2 separate regions of the Homo sapiens genome follow, and region 2 is linked to region 1. A link is a loop called in an ENCODE intact Hi-C map of the cell type or tissue named here. Cell type or tissue: PC-9. All regions are shown on one strand.

Evidence for each region. Hi-C counts contacts between places; a loop is a spot of excess contacts. Peaks named below come from ENCODE experiments on the same cell type or tissue, not always from the same donor. Only the 100,000 strongest peaks of a DNase experiment are listed, where the experiment ranks them.
Region 2: it touches region 1 in a loop (11-fold over the local background); 35 of 110 quality-filtered maps call a loop at or near these places.

What each region holds. Positions count from the first base shown.
Region 1 is chr6:85,352,752-85,357,751 of GRCh38, forward strand. No RefSeq gene overlaps it. Among named protein-coding and RNA genes, the nearest start is that of LINC02535, 50 kb to the right of the region's middle. RefSeq lists a silencer at 2,348-2,397. In PC-9, a CTCF peak has its summit at 2,483 (motif pointing right); a DNase peak (open chromatin) is centred at 2,480.
Region 2 is chr6:85,534,636-85,539,635 of GRCh38, forward strand. SNX14 (sorting nexin 14) reads right to left here. Exons shown (of 29, transcript NM_153816.6): 16 at 4,203-4,229; 17 at 2,157-2,289. Among named protein-coding and RNA genes, the nearest start is that of SNX14, 57 kb to the right of the region's middle. In PC-9, CTCF peaks have their summits at 2,605 (motif pointing left) and 2,806; no DNase peak of the experiment used is centred here; H3K27ac peaks cover 1,297 bases.

The DNA.
Region 1 (5,000 bases):
CAATACCTTCTTCTGGAATACCTCCTGAAGGACCTGCCCAAGGCTGTTTACAGTTAACTTTTATTATAAGTAGAAGGAGTACACTCTAAAATAATGATTAAAAAGTAGAGTATAGTAATCTTATGGGACCACCTCATATATGCCGTCCATTATTAACCAAAATTTCATTATGCAGCACATGATTATATAGTACTATTCCTGGATTTGTTTGAAAGTATATTTGTTACTCCTTGGAAGATGATTAAGCTACCACCATATTTCAGAAAGTTACCTCTAACTTGATGGCCTTTAAGAATACTTTTATAGCTGGTCCCTTTGCTATTAATTAAGCTAAGAATATTTTTATCCTTACAATCATATAAATTCAAAAAGACACTGAGCACTACACTTCTGTACTCTGGGTAAATGATACAACAGATTTCAAGGCAATGTAGCCAATGCTGGGCACCTGGGGGTTTCGGTTCTACTTCTGGATGTGTGAGTTGGGGCAGATGGCTTAGCCTATCTTGATCGTAGTGTCCTCGCAAGTAGAATCCTGTGGAGTGGATTAGAATAACTTCTTAAATAATATTAAGAAATATTTCCATATAGCAAAAAAGTAATATAACAAACACCATGTGCCTAAAGCCCAAACTTTATAAATGTACTGGTACCCCTGTGAACCTGACTCATTAGAAAAGGCTCAGAATTATAAAGGGAGGCCCAGGATGAAGCCTGCCCTGCAGAGCAAAGGCACACATACCTATGGCTGGAAATTGCAGATACAGGATTCTAGACAGAGATCTCCCATGTGGAATTACATTTTTGCAAGGGCATAGACACTTACCCAAGAGGTAAAATAAAAGATGTGTGTGCTGGTCCATTCTAAAAGAGATACAAAGTTACTGAGGTAAAACTTGCTAAAGGTTATCTGAAATATGTTTCACCACCTTATGCCTAACAATGTCCAGGCTTTAAAAGAAAAGGCTAAATATTCCCTAAGATTGGTAGAGAGGATCCCTTTGGAGAGCACTGTTAGAGTGCTAAGCCTCCTCCACTTGCCATGGGTGGTAGGTCCCCTCCAACCTATTCCCATGTGAGGGCCACTTGACAAGATTCCCTGGAGCCTGGAGGACACAGTGGCTGATAATGCCTGGAGGTGCCAGGAGGGGAGGAGGTTTCAAGATAGGGCTGCAGTACTTCTGACCATAGGGAGATACAGTTCCTAAAGCCAGAAGGGACCCCATGGAAGATAGCAAGCTTGCAACATCCAGAAACAACTCTACCCAAAAGGTCTATCTGCCATACTAGATGACCCAGCAGAGAGGGTCTGTGTGGGGTGTACCACCAGAGGCAGGAGTGGTAGATGGTGTCAGAGAAAGGTACAGAGACAGGTTCCCTCAGGGAGTAGAGGTCTCCAAATAGCTCCAGATGTGTTCCCACATCACACAGTCATCTGCCACTGCAAGAGGGCATCATCCCAAACTGCAATCTGAGCCAGTCATGTACCTTGAAGATCAAGGACACCACAGAGCAAGTCAGAGAAGTGTAGAAGACGCTGATGTCTGAGCCTTTCCAGTCCAAGCCAGGCAAGGGCAGGGATGTTTTCATTTGAATGAGCGATTAAAGCTTTTGTTTAGATCACTCTGGACATTTTAAAGGCTTTTAAAGGAGGCTATAAATTAATACCTAAAAGTGACATCAAAATCTATGGGATCTGCTCAAAAAATCAATAAAGGATTGGGAAGTGAGATTTCCACATGGCATATGTGAAAGAAGTGGCATGAGAACATAAAATTATTTTTAATGACATCTGCCACACGGAGGCCAAATATTACATGAATATTTTGCCATATTGGCTTAGATCCTCCTTTTTAAAAAATATAAGGCATTACAGATACAGTAACAGTCCCTCCTTCCCATTACCACTTACCTCCCTCCCTTCCCAGGTGCAACCTCTATTCTAAAGTTGGCGTGTACAGTTCCTGCCTGTGTTTTTATATTCTTCCAATGTAATTATGTATTTGAAAACAGTATATAGTACGTGCTGGAAATTTTTAGCATGATATCTATAGTCCTTTCTAACTATAATTCTATGATATAGTGTGACTTTTTTTATTTTAGTAAAATAATAAAAGTGAAGGGACTTTTCCAATTCCCTCTCTCTACACTTTTGCCTCACTGATCATGAAATACTACAGCTCATGGAGTGATATACAGAGGTCTGTCTATCCTTAAAAAAAAAAAAAAAAATTATTAAGAGATGGGGTCTCACTCTGTCACCCAGGTTGGACTGCGGTGGCACAATCATAGCTCACTGCTGCCTCAAACTTCTGGGCTCATGAGATAACTGCTGCCTTAGCCTCCTGAGTAGCTGGGATTACAGGCATAAGCCACCCCGCCCAGCTGTGCTGTGCTAAATTAAAGGAAGCAAAGCAAGAGGGTTGCAGTGGGAAAGAGCGCCCGGTGCAGATGCAGCAGGTGTCCAGCAGAGGGCGATATCATCTAATAAAAGTGCACACGCCTGGGTGGTTGCTTCGAATAATTGAGCCACTGTATACTTTTAAGATAACATTTTAAGTTCTAGAAGATAATATTCTTAGAAAACACAAGCCTGATCATATGAATTATTTGCCCAAGGTGACAAAGCTAGTTAATATTTACTACTTCTGCCTTCCAATCCAGTGCTCTGGTAGGTCTGTCGGCTGCCCTGCAAACATTCAACAGATATAAGAAATCAAATTGGTCTAAATCAAATCACCGATAATATTTGTACTTTTTATTAAATGTGTTATGATTTTTTGGTGCCAGTTTTAAGCCTGCAACATACTCAACAGGGCACTTTAGTCACCATCAAGATGATTTCAGAGTTTGAGGAAACAACAAGAAACAAAGAATTTGCAAGTGGATAAAATTATTTAAAAATTATAAAATCATACTGAAGCAGGAATATTTTTAACCCAAAAAACAAACTTTAAGTTCTAATTCTTTACATTTATTCTAAGCATATGTTGATAATGTTTTATATGACATTTTTAGAATGATATCAAGTGTACATTCTATTGACTACCCAGTTGGGATAGAAATATTAGTCAGATTAGGACAGTTTATGCTGAAATTACAAAGAAAGCTCACCATCTCATAGCCAAAACGATAAAGCAGGAGTCAGAAAACAAGGCCAGAACCTGCTTTTTTGCAAAGTTTTACTGAAACACAGATACACCCATTTGTTTGCATATTATCTGAGGCTGCCTTTGAGTATCAATAGCAGTTGAATAGTTGCCACGCATATCTTCAATGTCAATGGCCTCTTGACCTGCAAAGCCTAAAATGTACACTACTTGTCTGTCTTAGTCCATTTGTGCTGCTGTAATAGAATACCACAGATTGGATAATTTATAAACAGAAATGTATTGACCCACAGTTCTGGAGGAACTGGATCTTGATATTGGGAACTCCAATATCAAGGCATGACAGGTTTGGCCATTCTGACTCTATGATGACACATGGAACACTGCATCCTCTGGAGGGAGAATGCTTGGCTTCACATGACAGAAAGGCAAAGACACCAAAAGGGGGCCAAACTTGCGTTTTTATCACAGCATTAATCTCACCCATGCGGGTGGCACCTTCATGGCCTAATTGCCTCTTAAAGATCCCACTTCACAATACAGTTGCAATGGCAGTTAAATTTCAACATGAGTTTGGAGAGGGACAAACATGCAAACCATAGTACTGATCTTTTATAGAAAAAGTTTGCCGGACATGAACAGACACTTCTCAAAAGAAGACATTTATGCAGCCAAAAAACACATGAAAAAAGGCTCACCATCACTGGCCATCAGAGAAATGCAAATCAAAACCACAATGAGATACCATCTCACACCAGTTAGAATGGCAATCATTAAAAAGTCAGGAAACAACAGGTGCTGGAGAGGATGTGGAGAAATAGAAACACTTTTACACTGTTGGTGGGACTGTAAACTAGTTCAACCATTGTGGAAGTTAGTGTGGCGATTCCTCAGGGATCTAGAACTAGAAATACCATTTGATCCAGCCATCCTATTACTGGGTATATATGCAAAGGACTCTAAATCATGCTGCTATAAAGACACATGCACACGTATATTTACTGCAGCACTATTCACAATAGCAAAGACTTGGAACCAAGCCAAATGTCCAACAATGATAGACTGGATTAAGAAAATGTGGCACATATGCACCATGGAATACTATGCAGCCATAAAAAATGATGAGTTCATGTCCTTTGTAGGGACATGGATGAAATTGGAAATCATCATTCTCAGTAAACTATCGCAAGGACAAAAAACCAAGCACCACATGTTCTCACTCACAGGTGGGAATTGAGCAATGAGAACATATGGACACAAGAAGGGGAACATCACACTCTGGGGACTGTTGTGGGGTGGGGGGAGGGGGGAGGGATAGCATTAGGAGATATACCTAATGCTAAATGATGAGTTAATGGGTGCAGCACACCAGCATGGCACATGTATACATATGTAACTAACCTGCACATTGTGCACATGTACCCTAAAACTTAAAGTATAATAATAATAAAATAAAATTAAAAAAAAGAAAAAGTTTGCCAATCCCTTCTATAATGCAATGCTGTCCGATAAAACTTTCTATGGTGACAAAAATGTTCTATATCTATACAGTCCAATACGGTAGTCACTAGCCACATATGGCTATTGAGCACTTGAAATATGACTAGCAGTTACCAAAGTGGGAATGGATAGTGAGTAAACAACTAACCATGTTTGCCAATTATTGTATGTCTTAAGCTCCAAGATTATCCTCTGATATTGGTTTACTAGGATTTCATAAATAGGTATGTGTTCTTTGTATTCATTCCTTAATATTGAATAGCAACTAAGGAACAGAATTTTTAATTTCAATTAATTTACATTTAAATCAATTAAAAAACAGGAGCTTTGAGGAACTAATAGCCTAATGGCATTCATTAATCTCTTGGCATCCCACACTGTTTTTTTACA
Region 2 (5,000 bases), 180 kb after region 1:
CTATTCCTAAAGCTAAAGTACAACTTGTGTATCAAGCAATTGGGAAGGCAAAAAATAAAAAATACATCTTCTTCCACAAAAAATTATGTTTTAAAAGTTCATAATAACACGGTTAAATACTTTTGTTATAATATCGAATAGAGAAAAGATAGCAAACTATATATAAAATGTAGTCTACAGGGGTGAAAAGGGAAAGTTTTTTTTTTTTTTTTTAAAGAAAATCACCAAACTATTAATAGAAGCGGTTTCTGGGTGGTAGATATGCACGTACGTGGCATTTAAATTTTTTCCACTGTTCTATATTATTAAAAAACTGAGAATATGCTTAAAATTAGAAAACATAAACATTATTTTGAAAAAGACTTTCTCTGATCTACTTTCTTCTATCCATACTTTTTTTTTTTTTTTTTTGAGACAGGCTTTTATTCTGTTACCCAGGCTGTAGTACAGTGACACAAACATGGCTCACTGCAGCCTTGACCTCCTGAGCTCAACTAATCCTCCCAAGTAGCTACGACTACAGTTGGGCACCATCACACCCAGCTAATTTTTTAATTTTTGTAAAGACAGGGTCTCACCATGTTGCCCAGGCTGGTCTTGAACTCCTTGGCTCAAGCAATCCTCCTGCCTCAGTTTCCCAAAGTACTGAGATTACAAATATGAGCCACCACACCCAGCATAAAACTACCCACACCAAGGCTGGGTGCAGTGGTTCACGCCTGTAGTCTCAACACTTTGGGACTACAGGTGGGTGGATCACGAGGTCAGGAGTTCAAGACCAGCCTGGCCAACATGGTGAAACCCCATCCTTACCAAAAAAAACCACAAAAATTAGCTGGGCATGGTGGCGGGCGCCTGCAACCCCAGCTACTCAGGAGGCTGAGGCAGGAGCCCGGGAGGCGGAGGTTGCAGTGAGCTGAGATCGTGCCATTGCACTCCAGCCTGGGTGACAGAGCAAGACTCCGTCTCAAAAAAAAAAAAAAAAAAAAAATTACTACCCACACTTACAGGGAAAAAATAAAGGCATAAAAAAACGGCTTTATTTGAATTAATAAAAAAAGGTTTAAATAAGATTTTATTCCATTTAAATTATTATGAAGAATCAGTGACCCTTACATGAAGGCAATGGGACAAAGGTCAAAAGGAAGGGGTAAAGAAAAGGGTTTACTCCTGTCACCCCACCTTTCCTCCTTCTTGGTCATCATCAATCCAATCAGTACTAAACACCCCTTTTATACCCACGTTAGTGAATTTCTTAAAGCCGAGGTCTACGTCTTAATCATCTTTTCATCCCCAGTGCCCAGGGTCATTAAAAGGCAAAATGAGAATCCAAGATCTCTATTCAATAAAAATAAAAAGTACAAATGAGACAATACTTGCCTTTATGGGACTATGTGATAGGAAAGACAATCATAACACGTAACTTGAAATACATTATGGTATAAGCTTTAACATACGATATAATAGGGACACAAAAGGAGGAAATGTTCAGTTCAACTTGGGGATTTGGGTAAAGGTTTATGGGGAACAGTTGCATTTTGAAGGATGCCTATGAATTTTCTAGGTCAATACACAAATGAAGGGCATTTCAAGCAGGACAAAAATACAGAGAAATAAAATAGGATGGTAAGTAAAATGTTTATATAAGTCAACTGGAAATCTTGTTAAAATGCAAATTGATTCAGTAAGTCTAGGATAGTGCCTGAGATTCTGTATTTATACAAGCTTCCAGGTAATGCCAATGCTGCTTGTCAACAGACTGTAGTTTAAGTAAGCAAGGAGTTAGAGCATCTATTAGCAACTCTGTATACCTGGAGTACATGGTGGGAAAAAGGTAACATCAGAATTTGAAGCTTAACCAAAAGACGGTAAACTGCTTGACTATTAGAAGTATCTCAGCTTAACAGGAACTATTCTGCCTTAATAAGCAATAACACAGTTCTCAGGAATTTTAAAAATTAGATTCACGTCATGAAACTATCACAACTAATGAAAGAATGAGAAATACAAAGGAAGTCTGAAGTAAGAAGATAAAGGTAAAGTATTAAACAGAATACACAGATTCTCCAAAAAAAGGAAAATAATGAGTATATCTAATTTTTATGTCATAGTAAGTCTGAAGTTATAAATAAATCAAATTGATACATTTTACTTACAAAATCATCTTCACCTTCAGCTACACCATAATTAGGCAACATAGCTCCCTCCATTGTGGTACTTTTGAATACTCCTTTAATTTTGCTACCTATTCTGCTGATTCCAAATGATTCTCCCCTTTTCTGTGTGTTCCTGAATATTAAACAAAAATGTATCAAGTACATAGCAAATTATCACAACAGTCTAGTTTATTGAAAACCATTATTAAAAAAAAGAAAAACAGTTTTGAAAATGATAAACTAAAGGTATAGCTAACATAACTTTTGGAGTTTTCATACACGGATTAAGTATCAACATCTCAGAAGTCAAAAATGACACAGTATTTAAAGTTTAAATTTGGTGGATGAATAAATGGGACAATATTTATTTATAAACACTCAAAATTTACCTAGTATTAACTTCAAAATATTAACAGGATTAGAATTTTTAAAAGATGAGAGCCCCCTAGTGGAATATAGTTCTTATTGCAATATTTCAAAATAGATTAAAAAATGCTTAAGATCTGTTCAAAACCAAAAACATCCCTTTAGAGTAACTGGACTAAAATTATGCGACAGAAAAAAAAAACATTAAACTATTACTTTCTCAGTACTTCATTTTCAGATGGAACTTTAAGAAAAAGAATAGTGCCAAAGGGAAAGGTTAGCAATGAGCACAGGGATAAAAGCAAATGTAGCCCAAGGAAGCAGTCTGCTCTGCCATAAATATTAAATGTTGGTTTTGCCATTTTTTTAAGCTGAATTTCTGAAAGCAGAAATAGCTGAAAAGCAACAAGACAAATAAGCCAAAAGTAGCAAAAATGTCCGTTAGCCTGCTACCCAATGTTTCAGCAATTAAAACCGTAACTTTTATCCAATTTAAAAGTCATGCTCAAGGCCAGGCACAGTGGCTCACACTTGTAATCCCAGCACTTTGGAAGGCCAAGGCAGGCAGATGACCTGAGGTCAAGAGTTCGAGACCAGCCTGGCCAACATGGCGAAACTGCGTCTGTACTAAAAATACAAAAATTAGCCGGGCGAGGTGGCAGGCACCTGTAATCCCAGCTACTAGGAAGGCTGACACAGAAGAATCACTTGGACCCGCAAGATTGCACCACTGCACTCCAGCCTGGGCAACAGAGTGAGGCTCCATCAAGAAAATATATATAAAATAAAATAAAGTCACGTTCACTATGTAATACTGCTCTTACAACCGATATCCAAATAAAAATAACTACTTTAAAACCTGAGAAAGTTTGTTTTGAATGCTTAAGTGTATAGCTATTACTCCTATGAGAAAAATTAAGTTATCTACTGAAATAATACAATTACAGAAAGAAAATTAATCAAGTTTCAAATACACCAATATGTAGTAATGTGTATTTTACACACATCCAAGAAGTAAATCAAACTTCTGGAAAAACACTAATAATAAGTAGTAAGCAGTAAAAGGGGTACTTAAACTAGATTATTTTATCTAAACAAACATACAATTAGGGTTTTTTTTAATCCAGAATTGTAGACACAATTGTCCTTGATTTAAAAAACATTTCCCAAGACATAAAAATGTTAACAAAATATTTTTAAAATCTCTAGACTCTAGATAGTTTATTCCAGTCTCTACAACATGGATACTATAAAACAATGGGGGTTGTTGAAATCTAAAAACTCTCACTTATGATTATTATGCCCAGAAATACAGAAACATCATACTTATTTTAAAAAAAGTTCTTTAAACATAGTTCTAAAATTAATTTAGCAAAATCAACAAGAACAAAAATGAGTCAACAGCCTTAAAATACAAGATACTGACAAATTAAACAATGAAAATATCTTTAAAGTATCAGGACATTTTTATTTTATGATGGCATATCATGCTATTTCAAAAAGGAGGTATGTAGAATAAAAGTAGGTATTCATTTTAAAAGATTATCCTAAATAACTAGGATATAATGGCAGTTAATACCACAGTGTTCCATTTTTTTCCTTTTTATTTGTATTAGGTTGTTCACAATGTACTTTCTAAAAACATTTAATACTGAAAAGAATCACATGCTCAAGACTTACCGAAAATCATCCAAACTTAGGCTACCTCTGCAATAACAGGTATGTGAAATAATATAAGGAGAGGAAAGAAAGAAAGCCCAGATATTATATAAACTTCATTTTAGAACACAAAACAAAATTTAAAAGCTTCAGAAGTTACACAGGTGTATAACATTCATTTTTGCAAAGGGAAGAAATCTTCATGAATAAGGTGATAAAGGTAAGATAAACGCACATAGCTGTCTTTTGTGTTTGGATGAAGTCTACATTACTAAAAACGGTTCTTAAAAATTAAATATGTTTTCTCTTGGGTGACATGGAAAAAAATTAAATATATCAGGAAATAACTGACTTTTTTCTACATAATTAAAAAAGGTTCTTAGAAATTAAATATCCAGAAATAATTCTGTCTTTTCTTTGTCCTTAGGCATACCATTTCTTTCATGCAGTGGAAAGTATGCAGAGACTGAGCCACCAAAAACCTGGCATGGCACAAAAAACAAACCCATATTTTCCAACATTAAACTTGTGTTCATGTTAGACAGAATCATTTATGCTTCACGTTTTTAGGTTGAGTAAAAAAATATGTTTTAAGCTAAGAAGCACAGTTAACAAAAGATCTCTAAATATTAAAAAACAAAAGTTGTACTTTAAGTATACAATGAAACAGAGAACATGATAAATAATATGCATTAGAATTTTACTTTGAAAATATAAAATGTAGACATAAAATATATGAATACATATTTTATGTAATTTAAGTCATGTAATAGCAAATTAACAAAGCTATTCTAAATTTCCAATGAAAGAATGTTAAGA